Regions from separate parts of the Homo sapiens genome. Here region 2 is linked to region 1. A link is an interaction called in ENCODE POLR2A ChIA-PET data of the cell type or tissue named here. Cell type or tissue: GM12878. All regions are shown on one strand. Each heading gives the region's core, and the rest is flanking DNA. Links, peaks and the distances in the headings are about the cores only.

Evidence for each region. ChIA-PET counts read pairs that join two places held together with the same protein. Peaks named below come from ENCODE experiments on the same cell type or tissue, not always from the same donor. Only the 100,000 strongest peaks of a DNase experiment are listed, where the experiment ranks them.
Region 2: POLR2A ChIA-PET joins it to region 1 with 5 read pairs; 1 of 35 experiments calls an interaction of 5 or more read pairs at or near these places.

What each region holds. Positions count from the first base shown.
Region 1 is chr3:5,497,240-5,503,009 of GRCh38, forward strand. No RefSeq gene overlaps it. Among named protein-coding and RNA genes, the nearest start is that of MIR4790, 250 kb to the left of the region's middle. In GM12878, for the core only: no CTCF peak of the experiment used is centred there; DNase peaks (open chromatin) are centred at 1,922 and 2,322.
Region 2 is chr3:4,926,091-4,931,860 of GRCh38, forward strand. The region is part of intron 1 of BHLHE40-AS1 (BHLHE40 antisense RNA 1); the gene reads right to left. Among named protein-coding and RNA genes, the nearest start is that of BHLHE40, 50 kb to the right of the region's middle. In GM12878, for the core only: no CTCF peak of the experiment used is centred there; no DNase peak of the experiment used is centred there; H3K27ac peaks cover 207 bases.

The DNA.
Region 1 (5,770 bases), core at 361-5,360:
CTTGGAGCCGGATTATAGAGCCCTGGAGGTAGGTGGAGACCTGATTTGATAGAAGAAGGCGGCCATTAAAGGCAGTCGTAAGAGGAATCCATCAATCAGCAGCTCAGAATTTGAGGTGAAGTGGGAGAGAATCAGAGAGTCGTCAAAAGGGCAATTAGTTTATCATCCTGCCAACGTGAAGACCCACTATTAGCCACTTGCTTCTCCTTTCTAGCTACATGTTCCTTCCTTCGTCTCCCTTCCTAGGATCTTAAAGTAGCTAAAAGTATGGTCAAGTTGGCCACTGGGACCTAAGTTTGACTAGTTAATTTCCAGGTATGGTTACAACCTCTCAAAAGCCTTCAGGACCCAGATAAATGGAAGAAATGTGTGAACTTATATATGTCAGAAAGTAGGGAGTCATGAGGTGGGTAGAGGAGGATGTCATGTGACTCATGCCATACTCTAGGAAAATGAAACTGATTGCAATAGGGAGGAGACAGAATGCTAAAAATGCACATCATGGTTTTCATCAAATCCAGAGGTTATTTTAAGCCACAGAAATGAACAGACAAGGATGCATTGGGATTTCAGACCTACTTCTGCAAGGGAATGAAGAGCAAACTGTGTCCTGATAATGACCCAGGAACAGTTCCTGTAAACAGAACAAGTTCTTTGAAGAGTCAGGCCAATTCAAATAGAGTACAGTCCTGGGACAGACACTGCTGTGGGACTTCACATAGAGTACAGTCCTGGGACAGACACTGCTGTGGGACTTCACATAGAGTACAGTCCTGGGACAGACACTGCTGTGGGACTTCACATAGAGTACAGTCCTGGGACAGACACTGCTGTGGGACTTCACATAGAGTACAGTCCTGGGACAGACACTGCTGTGGGACTTCACATAGAGTACAGTCCTGGGACAAAACTCACTTAAATGATTTTTTCCCCTGGGAAGATAGCGTCACTTCTGATAACTCCTTGAGAAATCTGAGCAGGTAAGCAGCATAGTAATGAAAATGAGACATGCTCCCAACAACTTGTATTAAAATGGGGGTGTCTGTGGCTTCAGTATGATCTTGATTTTCTGATTTCAGAATAGGTAATTTCACAGGAGACTTCACGTTACCTGTATATAATATTTATTAAAAATTAACCCTTCTGGCTATGTTTCTAATTATAAAGCATTATCTGCTCAGTGCAGAAGTTTGGAAAACAAAAAGGCACTATGGCAAGATAACCATTGTCAATATTTTCTCTTATACTCTTCTAGTCTTTTAAAAGGGTATGTACAGTATGTACATATTTCTATATATATATACACATATTTTTTTTGGATATGTATTTGGATATGTATATACATAAGATGAAATTTCTATAAAAGTTTTATTTAATATAACATATGATTTTTGTGTCTAGACCTACTGTTGTGTATGTATTTACACGTATCAAGGCATACATAATATTTTTGTGCTCAGCTTTGTTCCTTTTGTAGTAGGTAGGCACATTTTTTCATGTCACGAAATATTCCTTGTAGTACGAGCTTTGATGTTCAGGGAAACAAGGCATTTTGAATCTTGTAAGGTCTTTACATTAATTATGCTGTGTCACAGCACTTAATAACATCTTATGTGTGTAAAGAATTTTCATGTGAATTGTCTCTTGATGTAATAAGGATTATCATTATTCCCATTTTCTAGATTAGGACCGTGAATTTTTCAAAAAGTTGAGCCTTTCCCCAAGTGAGATAATCAATTGGTAAAATAACCAGTAACCTTGCCATTGACAAGTTGCCGTAAATTAGCCTTGAATGTCTGAGACTGGGAGACTGGCACTCAAATCCGGAAGTCCTGACTCAAATTCTCTATATGGCAGTGGTTAAGCTTATGAACTTTGGAACACACTTCCTGGGTTCAAGTTCTAGTTCTGCTGCTTATTTGGCCAAGTTCCTCAACCCATGCTAGCCTCTGTTTCCTTATCTGTGAAATGGGCATAATAATAGGACCCTCACATCCCCTGGATTGTGGATGATTAAGTGCATTAATCCATGAACAGCTCTTAGAATATGCCTGGCTCATACCAATTGCTATCCATATGAAGGCTTGCTATTACTAAAACAGGTCTTTTGTTTCCACTGAGCCAACTGTCACTTTTATGTGACTGAAACTTAATCTCCTTAATTTATTTTCCTCTAGCAAAGGTGATTATATATAAGACTCTAGCTAAATATAACAAAAGAAAGTTAATTTCATTCTAGAAAGGAATATGCACAGCTGTTAGCTCCCTTCTGAGAGGGCTCATTTTTTTCCCCAGAGGTAAATGAAAATTTAACTAGATGAGGGTGTTCACTTTTTAGAGGATTTTGGCTGAAACTGAAAGTAATATTGCTCATAGGTTTTGCATGGCAAAGCTTCAAACTATTTTGGGAGAGCAGTTTTTGGCTTGTTTGACTTCTGGTGTTGCCCCATCACCTGACTGATACTCTTGGCTAAAATTGCTGATGCTCTTGGCTAAAATTCCAAAGTGGAGGTCGCATCTCTCCCTTGTTAATCAGGGTGTTTAATGCAAGGGCTAATGATGTGATGTGCAACCACACCACAACTGTTAAGCCATGTGGCATTTGCCTGCTGTTATTTATGGTGAAGGCATTTATGCTTCTAGTTTTTTGAAGCACCAAGCTACATAGGAAATAATGCTCCAAAGCACTTTTAGAGGTGGTGGGTGCTAGCTTTGTGTCCGAATCCAACATTCGTAGGTCCAGTCTGTGAACAGCAGGATGGGGGAGGGGATAATCACCTGAGATACAGTTGAATCAAGATGTATCGTGTATTTGTGACTGTACAGAACAGAAATGTATATACTCACTGAAAAATAACGTGTTGTCACCAACACTGTAAGAGACTGATATGGTATCAACCAGAGCTTTTATATTTAAAAAAAATGAAAATGATATTGCTTGGCTTCTCTTTTGGTGTATAGATTTGGCTTGTTTGATTAAAAAAAAAACCCACAAAACCCAAAACTCTGAGAATTGAAAGCACCAGGTTAAGAAATACATAGCAATGGAGGAAAATCTTATGTGAATAATAAAAATGAGAGCTGTCATGTATCAAACTTACTGTGTGCTAGGCATAGCAGCTTTAGGGGCTAACCAGAGGTGTTGCACCCAGATGCCAGTGCACGAGGGACATAGAAACAAGCCTCTAGGTGAGATGATGTGGAGAGAACTGTGTTTACATGCTCCCCCACAATGAGTGTTGTATATGCTGCATCTCTTGGATCATATACATATATATATCCTATCATATGCATCCCTTGCCCATGATAGAGTAGTGATATTCCAAGGGGCTTGTTCATCCCATTCCTCCACAGGGCTGATATTATAGATATTTCACAAGTAGCATGGTATGGATGCAGCCCCAACAGTACAGATGCAGGCAACGGACACCAGCATGGTCCCGTTGGTGCTGGTCAGCTAAATACCATCCCTGCCTCTCTAGAGAAGTGATTCTTTCTCAGGGGCCGATTTGCCCCCAGGAAACTGTTGGCAGTGTCTGAGACATATCTGGTTGTCACAGCTGGTATGGGGAGGCTACTGGCCTCTTGTGAGTAGAGGCCAGGGATTTTGCTGTGCATTCAATACTGGACGGGATATGCCCACTCCCCACCCCAACAAAAAATTATGCAGCTTCCAAATGTCAATGGTGCTAATGTTGATAAACCCAGTTCTAGAGTGAGTCTCAGGCCAGACTTTCTTGTAAGAGGATGGTATGGCCAGCAGAGCTTTTCTTCTCTACTGTTGTCTCAATGCAACATGTAACATCTCTTCTAAATAAATTTTAAACCTATGTTTAAAGAATATTATTTGAAGGGACACTGATTAGCATATACTGGATATTCCTATATCTTGGTCTCATCCTGGCTAGGTCCTTGATCTAGTCCTCTGCTAAGATTTAAATGTGCTATTTCATTAGATCTGTTACATAATCCTATATATAACTAAAGGTAATATTGCTATATTTCAGAAAGCAGGAGAGAAAAATCCAAACCTCTGCTTATAGGTGAATCCCTTTTGGTATTATTTAGAATTAAATAGTATGGCAGTGGCCGTTTTATAACATGGTTGATTTTTCTGGAACAAGAAAATAAACTTATTTTGTACTCTGGAAAGGACTGGAGAACTAATATTTTCTTAGTATCATTTTAAAGCCATAGATTTAACAGAATTGACAAATATAATTATTTCAATCCTGGTTATTATGGAGAGAATGAGCATGTTTATCCATGCATGGAGTGCTTCCTGCCATGTAACAGGATGAGAGATGATATATTGCTATATGCAAAGAATTATAGCTTTTCCATTCCTGTCCCTGTATGTATGGGGACACAACACTCAGGGAATGTAGATCTTCTAGACTTCAGAGCCTGATTTGTTAGCTGGGTCTGATATTTCCTTATCTACTAGGTTGATTTCCTGAGGTTTGACTATAAGATCTGATCTTGATCCTATAGACCATTAGTTTTGAAACTAACTTAGGCTCTAAGTATATTAAACATATTAACTCATTGATATATTATGAATATTTCCATTTTATGGACATTGAAACTCAGGTACAGGGAGATAACTGTTGCATGTTACACCAGGCCTGAGCCTGGATTTGAACCTTGAGTTCACGCATTGTGATGTGCCATTCCTCTGTGCTAATGTGGGACAGGATAGCATGGTTGGACAGGTGCTTTGGAGTTGGCTAAAAGCCAGACATTGATACTTCCTTGTCAGGTATTCTAGTCTCTGTAAGTTGCAGTCTTCTTATTTATAAAATAGGAATCAACAAATATATTTTCAGTGTTCTACTTAGTACAGTTGATTCTTGTTATTTGCAGTTTTGTTATAAAGTCACCACAAACACTGTATTAGCAAATATTGAATTATTGCTCCTAAGAGAAATAGAAGGCTAGGGTCCTATGAGCTTGTGGTCATAACATTTTTGTCAACTCATTAATACATAATCTTGTTTTGTGTATCTTTTTAAAGTCACTTTGCAGTATATATTCTTGATTCACTAACATTGAACTAATGATCAATAGCACTCTTACCCATGCTTGAACAGAGCTTATCTAACACATGGTTTTTTCCCTCATACGGTATGACACATCCTTCTTGTGCTTGGGAACACTAGACAGCACTGCAACGCTATGGGTCATTCTAAGTGGCAAAATCACCAATAAAGATAACGAAAATGCAAAAAACATGGTACTAAATAGACCACAAAAAGGGCACTTATTTATATATAAAGGGTGAAACAATAAGGCAACACTCAAAATGGTTTTGCCTTGTTTGACCTCAGCTGTGAATGCACGTGTTGGGCTACTCAAAGTTTTCATTGTTTTGTGCATATCTGAGAATGACTGCCAAAATGCTATAAGTATTAACTGGAATCATAAGTAAATCTTAGTAAGCAGGTGAATTCACATATGCAGAATTTGTGAATAATCAAGGATGGATCCTATGTACCTACAGGGCTGTAATAAGGATGTGTAAACTAAATTATATAGAGTATGTTACTGTGAGCATGTGAAAGTATTCTACAGGTGGCAGCTATTTTTGTCACTTTAATGCCAAGGATTAAGTCCCTTTTCTTTTGAGTTTTTTCTGTGCTGGGCCCCTGTGAACTGGGAAGGCTTTCTTCCAGAGAAGATGTCATGGCTATAGGAAGCAGCTTTTATATGGGCTATACTTGACCTACTTGCCCTCTTCACTTAAGGATATGAACTAGGCAGCCCAGGG
Region 2 (5,770 bases), core at 382-5,381, 570 kb before region 1:
CATAAACCTTTGTGACTTTAGATTAGGTAATGATTTCTTAAATATGACATCCAAAACACAACAAAAGAAAAAGTAGTTACAACTGGACTCGACCAAAATTTAAAGGCTTTTGTGGATCAAAGGACACTATCATAAAAGTGAAAAGGCAACCTAAGGAATGGGAGAAAATATTTGCAAATCATGTTTGATAAGGGTCTCAGATAAGGGTCCAGGATATATAAGTAATTCTTATAACTCAACAATAAACAATCCAATTCAAAAAATGAGAAAAGAACTTGAATAGACTTTTCTCCAAAGAAGATATACAAATGACCGATAAGCACACGAAAATATGCTCAGCATTATTCGTCATTAGGTAAATGCAAATAAAAATTACAGTAAGATACGATTTCAGCTCACTAGGAAGGCTATAAAAACACAAAAACAAAATAACAAGTGTTGGTGAGGATGTGGAGAAATTGGAACCCTCCAACATTGCTGATGGGAACGTAAAATTGTTCAGCCAATTTGGAAAAACACTTTGGCAGTTTCTAAAAAAATTAGAGTTATCAAAGGATCCAGAAATTCTACTAAAAGTACACTCAAAAGAACTGAAAATGTATGTCCACACAAACTCTTGTACACAAATGCTCATAGCAACATTATTCATAACAGCCAAAAGGAGGAAATAATCCAAATGTCCATCAATGGTTGAACGGATAAACAAAATGTGGTATATCCATACAATCGAATATTATTATCAAATCATAAAAAGGAAATGATACTTGCTCCAGCATAGGTGAACCTTGAAAACATTATGGTAACTGAAAGAAGTCAGTCACAAAAGGGCACATGTTTTATGATTCCACTTCGATGAAATGGCAAAATGGGCAAACCCATACTGCTAGAAAGTAGGTTAGTGGTTGTTAAGGGGTAAGGGAAGGGGAATTGGGGTATAAGGGGTTTCATTTTGGGGTAATGGGAATATTTCAGAAATGGATAAGCATCATGGTTGCCAAACACTGTGGTTATACTAAAACCACTGAATTATAATACCTTAAAATAGTTAAAATGGTGAATTCTGTTATGTGAATTTTACCTCAATTAAAAAACTTTTTTTTTGGTAAACCTTGGGCCCAGAGAAGGGGACTAGATGGCTAGGGGACCAGGATAGGAGGGAAATAATCCACTGTATACACTCTTGTGTCTTTTGAATTTTGTACCATGTGAATTTCTAAAAACAAAACAAACAAACAAAAAAAAACCCCAAAAGATTTTTTAAAAAAATTACTGGGCTTTCATTTTTAATGACAAAAGGTGACAAATTCCAGATTTGGAAATTAATGAACCTGAAACCAAATTTTGAAACTGCCCACTTTGAGGACCTTTAAAAATAGTATATCTTATTTTTTCCTGTGGGTGCATATGAATATCCCCATGTATAATCAGATCATCTCTCAAATCTCCCTTTCCATCCTAGATCTTAGAAAGTCAGTACTTCCAGGATGCAATTCTGGTATAGACACCACACTCTGCCCCTTGTGGGAAGGTATAATTATTCCCTTCTTTCAATCAGTGACAAAAGATAGTCACGTGTTATAAAATTAGACCCATTCACCCCCACCATGTTACTACAGGAGGTGAACTTTGGGCTGTTTCCACTGCTGCCTACTCTATGTTCAATTGAGCTGGATTGTGTGTGTGTGTGTGTGTGTGTGTGTGTGTGTGTGTGTGAGAGAGAGAGAGGAAGAGAAAGAGAGAGAGATTTTCAGAATCACTAAGAAACCTGGTGAAAATACAGAGAACCAGGCCACACCCAAGCCTGCTGAATCAGAATCTCAGCATCCCTGTGGGCAGAGCCAAGAATGGGCTTTTAAAATAAGCCCTGAAGTCTCCACCCTCATTGGAAACCACTGTTCTCTAAAACAAAGTGCAGTATTAGAAGCAGGTAAAAGGAGTCTGAAGCTAGGAGGCACCTTCTTTCATTTCCATACACATAAAGGTCTACCTCTAAGTCAAAGATACAGCCATTTACAAGGAGGATGCTGCCCAGGACTTTGCCTGCCTTGGGGCCTAAATTTCCTCATTTAAGGGAGCTAGTCCTTTGGGTGAAAGCCATGTAAAACATTAAGCTAACATCAGTTACTAACACCTCAGTATGAACCAAAGTATGAGTCTGTTTTCAAACCCATTAATGGACTGCAAGGTTCTTGCAGGCCAGGCCAAAGTAGAGGGTGAGTTTTAATGTCGGGTAAGATGAAGACAGGAACAGCAAAGCGGTCAGTGATTGCCACTGGCAAGCCAGAGAGATGCTCAAGGGCGTGTGTGTGCGTGTGTGTTGTGGGGTGGTGGTAGTGGTGAGGTCGTGGGAAGTTTGGAGTCTCACTTATGTATTCTCTGTGTAACAAACCACCCTAAAATTTAGTGGCTTAAAACAATGATTTATTGTTTCCCACAATTCTGTGGATTGTGCTGGTCTCACCTACGCTCACTCATGCAGCTGCAGTCAGCTGGTGGGTTAGCTGGGCTGGACTACCCTGGGCTCTGCTGGGATAACCGGAATGTCTGGGCCTCTTTCTACTCCACTAGGACAGTGACAGCCAGCTAGAAGTCACTCTGTAATTTGACTCAAGGATGTACCACTGGTAAAAAGCAGCACAGGCCTGGGATCCAGGTCTTTCTTTCTTTCTTTTTTTTTTTTTGAGACAGTCTCACTTTGTTGCTGAGGCTGGAGTGCAGTGATGTGATCTCAGTTCACCACAACCTCCGCCTCCCTGGTTCAAGCAATTCTCCTGCCTCAGCCTCCTGAGTAGCTGGGGCTACAGGTGCATGCCACCAGGCCCGGCTAATTTTTTGTAGTTTTAGTAGAGATGGGGTTTCACCGTGTTAGCCAGGATGGTCTTGATCTCCTGACCTCGTGAACCGCCTGCCTCGGCCTCCCAAGGTGCTAGATTACAGGCGTGAGCCACCGCGCTCGGCCAGGATCCAGGTCTTTCTAACTTTCATTCTTGAGTTCTCCCTAAAGCTCCACTTTACAAAAAGACTTTTGTAAAATAACTTATTATTCTCCTAATCATAATCTGTAAACTAAAATTAATTTGAAGATAGCTTTAGAAACAGTCAAGCATAGGCCTTTAGCACACGCTGGCCAAGGGATCTTTGGAAGGCTTATTCCCTCTCCCCTCATATTTATCAGAACCTTTCAGCCATTTGAGGAACAAATGCTTCTCTGAAAGTTTAAAAACAAATTCATCAAATCCTTTTTACCACAGAAAGTGAAATCTTGAGTAGTAACCTCTGGGACAACCAATTTACTTAGGGATATAACAGTTCAGGGAACAGAAATTATTTTAGATCCTATATCTTAGTTGTGAAAACAAATGGAAATAAGAATGCACAATTAATGCAAAAAACATAAAGAATTATGCTTTCAAAATGGTTTTAGAAACCTTAATTCCTCTTAATATAGAGATATTGAGAGCCTTTCAAAATATAATTGTCACAGATAAATCCAGGCCTATCAGTAATTTTAGAATAAATTTCCCCTTCCATTCTGCCCAGCTGAAATGTTTCAACATTGGTCCAGCCAAACATGTCTTATCTTCCAGAGAACAGTAAATATTACACTTTATCCAGGTGCTGATCTGGATATTGACTATGTGACATATTACAGTTTTATTAAGATATATTTTACATAGGATAACATTCACCCATTTTTAGTGCACAATATAATTATTTTTAGTAACTTCACTGAGCCATACAACTATCATCATAAATCAGTTTAAAAACTGTTTCATCCCTGCAATAAGATCCCTCATACCCATTTATAGGTGATCTTTGTTCCCAGCCCTAATAACCCAGACAACTGCTAATCTACTTTCTGTCTTTATAAATCTGCTTTTTCTGGATATCTCATAGAAATGGGATCATACAATACATGCTTGCCTGTGTCTGACTTCTTTTACTTGTCATACTATTTTTTTTTTTTTGACAGGATTTCACTCTGTCACTCAGGCTAGAGTGCAGTGGTGCAATCACAGCTCACTGCAGCCTTGACCTCCTAGGCTCAAGCTATCCTCCTGCCTCAGCCTCCTGGGACTACAGGCATGTGCCACAACACCTGGCTAATTTCTTATTTTTTGTAGAGATGGGATCTTGCCATGTTGCCCAGGCTTGTCTCAAATTCCTGGGCTCAAGTGATCCTCCTGCCTCAACCTCCCAAAGTGCTGGGATTATAGGCATGAGCCACCTTGCCCAGCCAGCATAATATTATTGAGGTTCATCCACGATGTAGCATGTGTAAGTAATTTGTTCTTTTTTGGTGCTGAAAAGAATTCCATTCATGGATAAGCCGCATTATGTCTATCTATTCTTCAGTTGATGGACATTAGGTTGTTTTCAGTTTGGGCCTATTATGAATAAAGCATCTGTGAACATTCATGTGCAAGTCCTTATGTGGACACATTTTCATTTGTCATGGGTAGATACCTAGGAATAGCATTGCTGGTCATATGTTTTATGTTTAACTTTTGGAAAACTGCAAAACTCTTTCCCAAAGTGGAATCGTTGATTTTTGAGATGAGGAAGATCATTTCCTGGTAACTGGTTTAAAATCCAACCACTGCCTCCTACAGGTCCCCAACCAGAAGCATTAGCCTGCACTTCAGTGGCCTCCAGTCTAGATTACAGGTATGAAGATAAGGTTTAAGGATGGAACTACTAGAGTTGCCATTGTAGCTGTCCCTGGGCAGAAAGATATGTGCCTAGGGAGAATTTCTATGAAAAATTATAACATATTCATATTTTTAAGGAATAGAAAAATAAGGCAACCTTCTGTAATTGAGAAAACAAATAAAATGTTTGTTATCTCTGATGTTTTACTGGCAATTTGCATATCATGCCCCTAATGAGAACAGCTTCCATTTAAAAACATCAATGTCATATTTTCCCTATCACTTCTAGTGGTTTCTAATGCTGGTGTTTATCTGAAACATCATATTTAATTGGAACCATATCTTCCCCCTCCCCCAAGAACCACTAATCAATAATTTGGATTTCTGTCTTCAGAATAATAATCGTATGAGAGTGTGTGGTTATTTTTCTAAATGAAAGATGAAGTACTTCATCTTCTAAGGGTCTAAAGACAGCAGATATCAAATGCCCAGGTGTACTCAAAAGCATGATTACTGGAAAATTCTTCCATAGGTGAAATCTGCCATGATGAAATCTGCAGCTGAAGTAACCAGGAAAGAGAGACAAATGGGAGAAGGGTAACTTCAAGTATATAGCAGCAAGCAGAATAAAGAGACCATGCTAAGAGAAATTAGGAATTGGCCGTTGGTTTGTTCTTTTTAGGATGTTCTAAATCCTAAAGTCGTCCTGAGACGAAGTTAAAAATGGAGTGTGGCCATTGGAAAATCATCATTTTTTGCAATCGACAAAGTAAATATTGATACAGACAAGAATTGTTCATGGATGCTAAATCTAGGAGGGTGAGTTTGATGAAGAGCTGGGCATTTGCATGATCTTTAAATGTCTACCCACAGATTGTTAAGTGTAAAAGAAAAATAGTAAGTATTCAGTGGAAAAATCAGACAAAGCTTTGACCAGATTATCAAAATTAACAGCACCAGCATGGGGCAGATGTGTGGTATTATGGCTAGGTGTGGAGACCCTGAATCTAATAGCAAGGAAACATCAGACTAAACCAAAATGAGAAATACTCTAGTTTAAAAAGAGAAGGCCTGTATTTTTCAAAAATGTCACTGTCATAAAAGACAAAGGAAAGCTG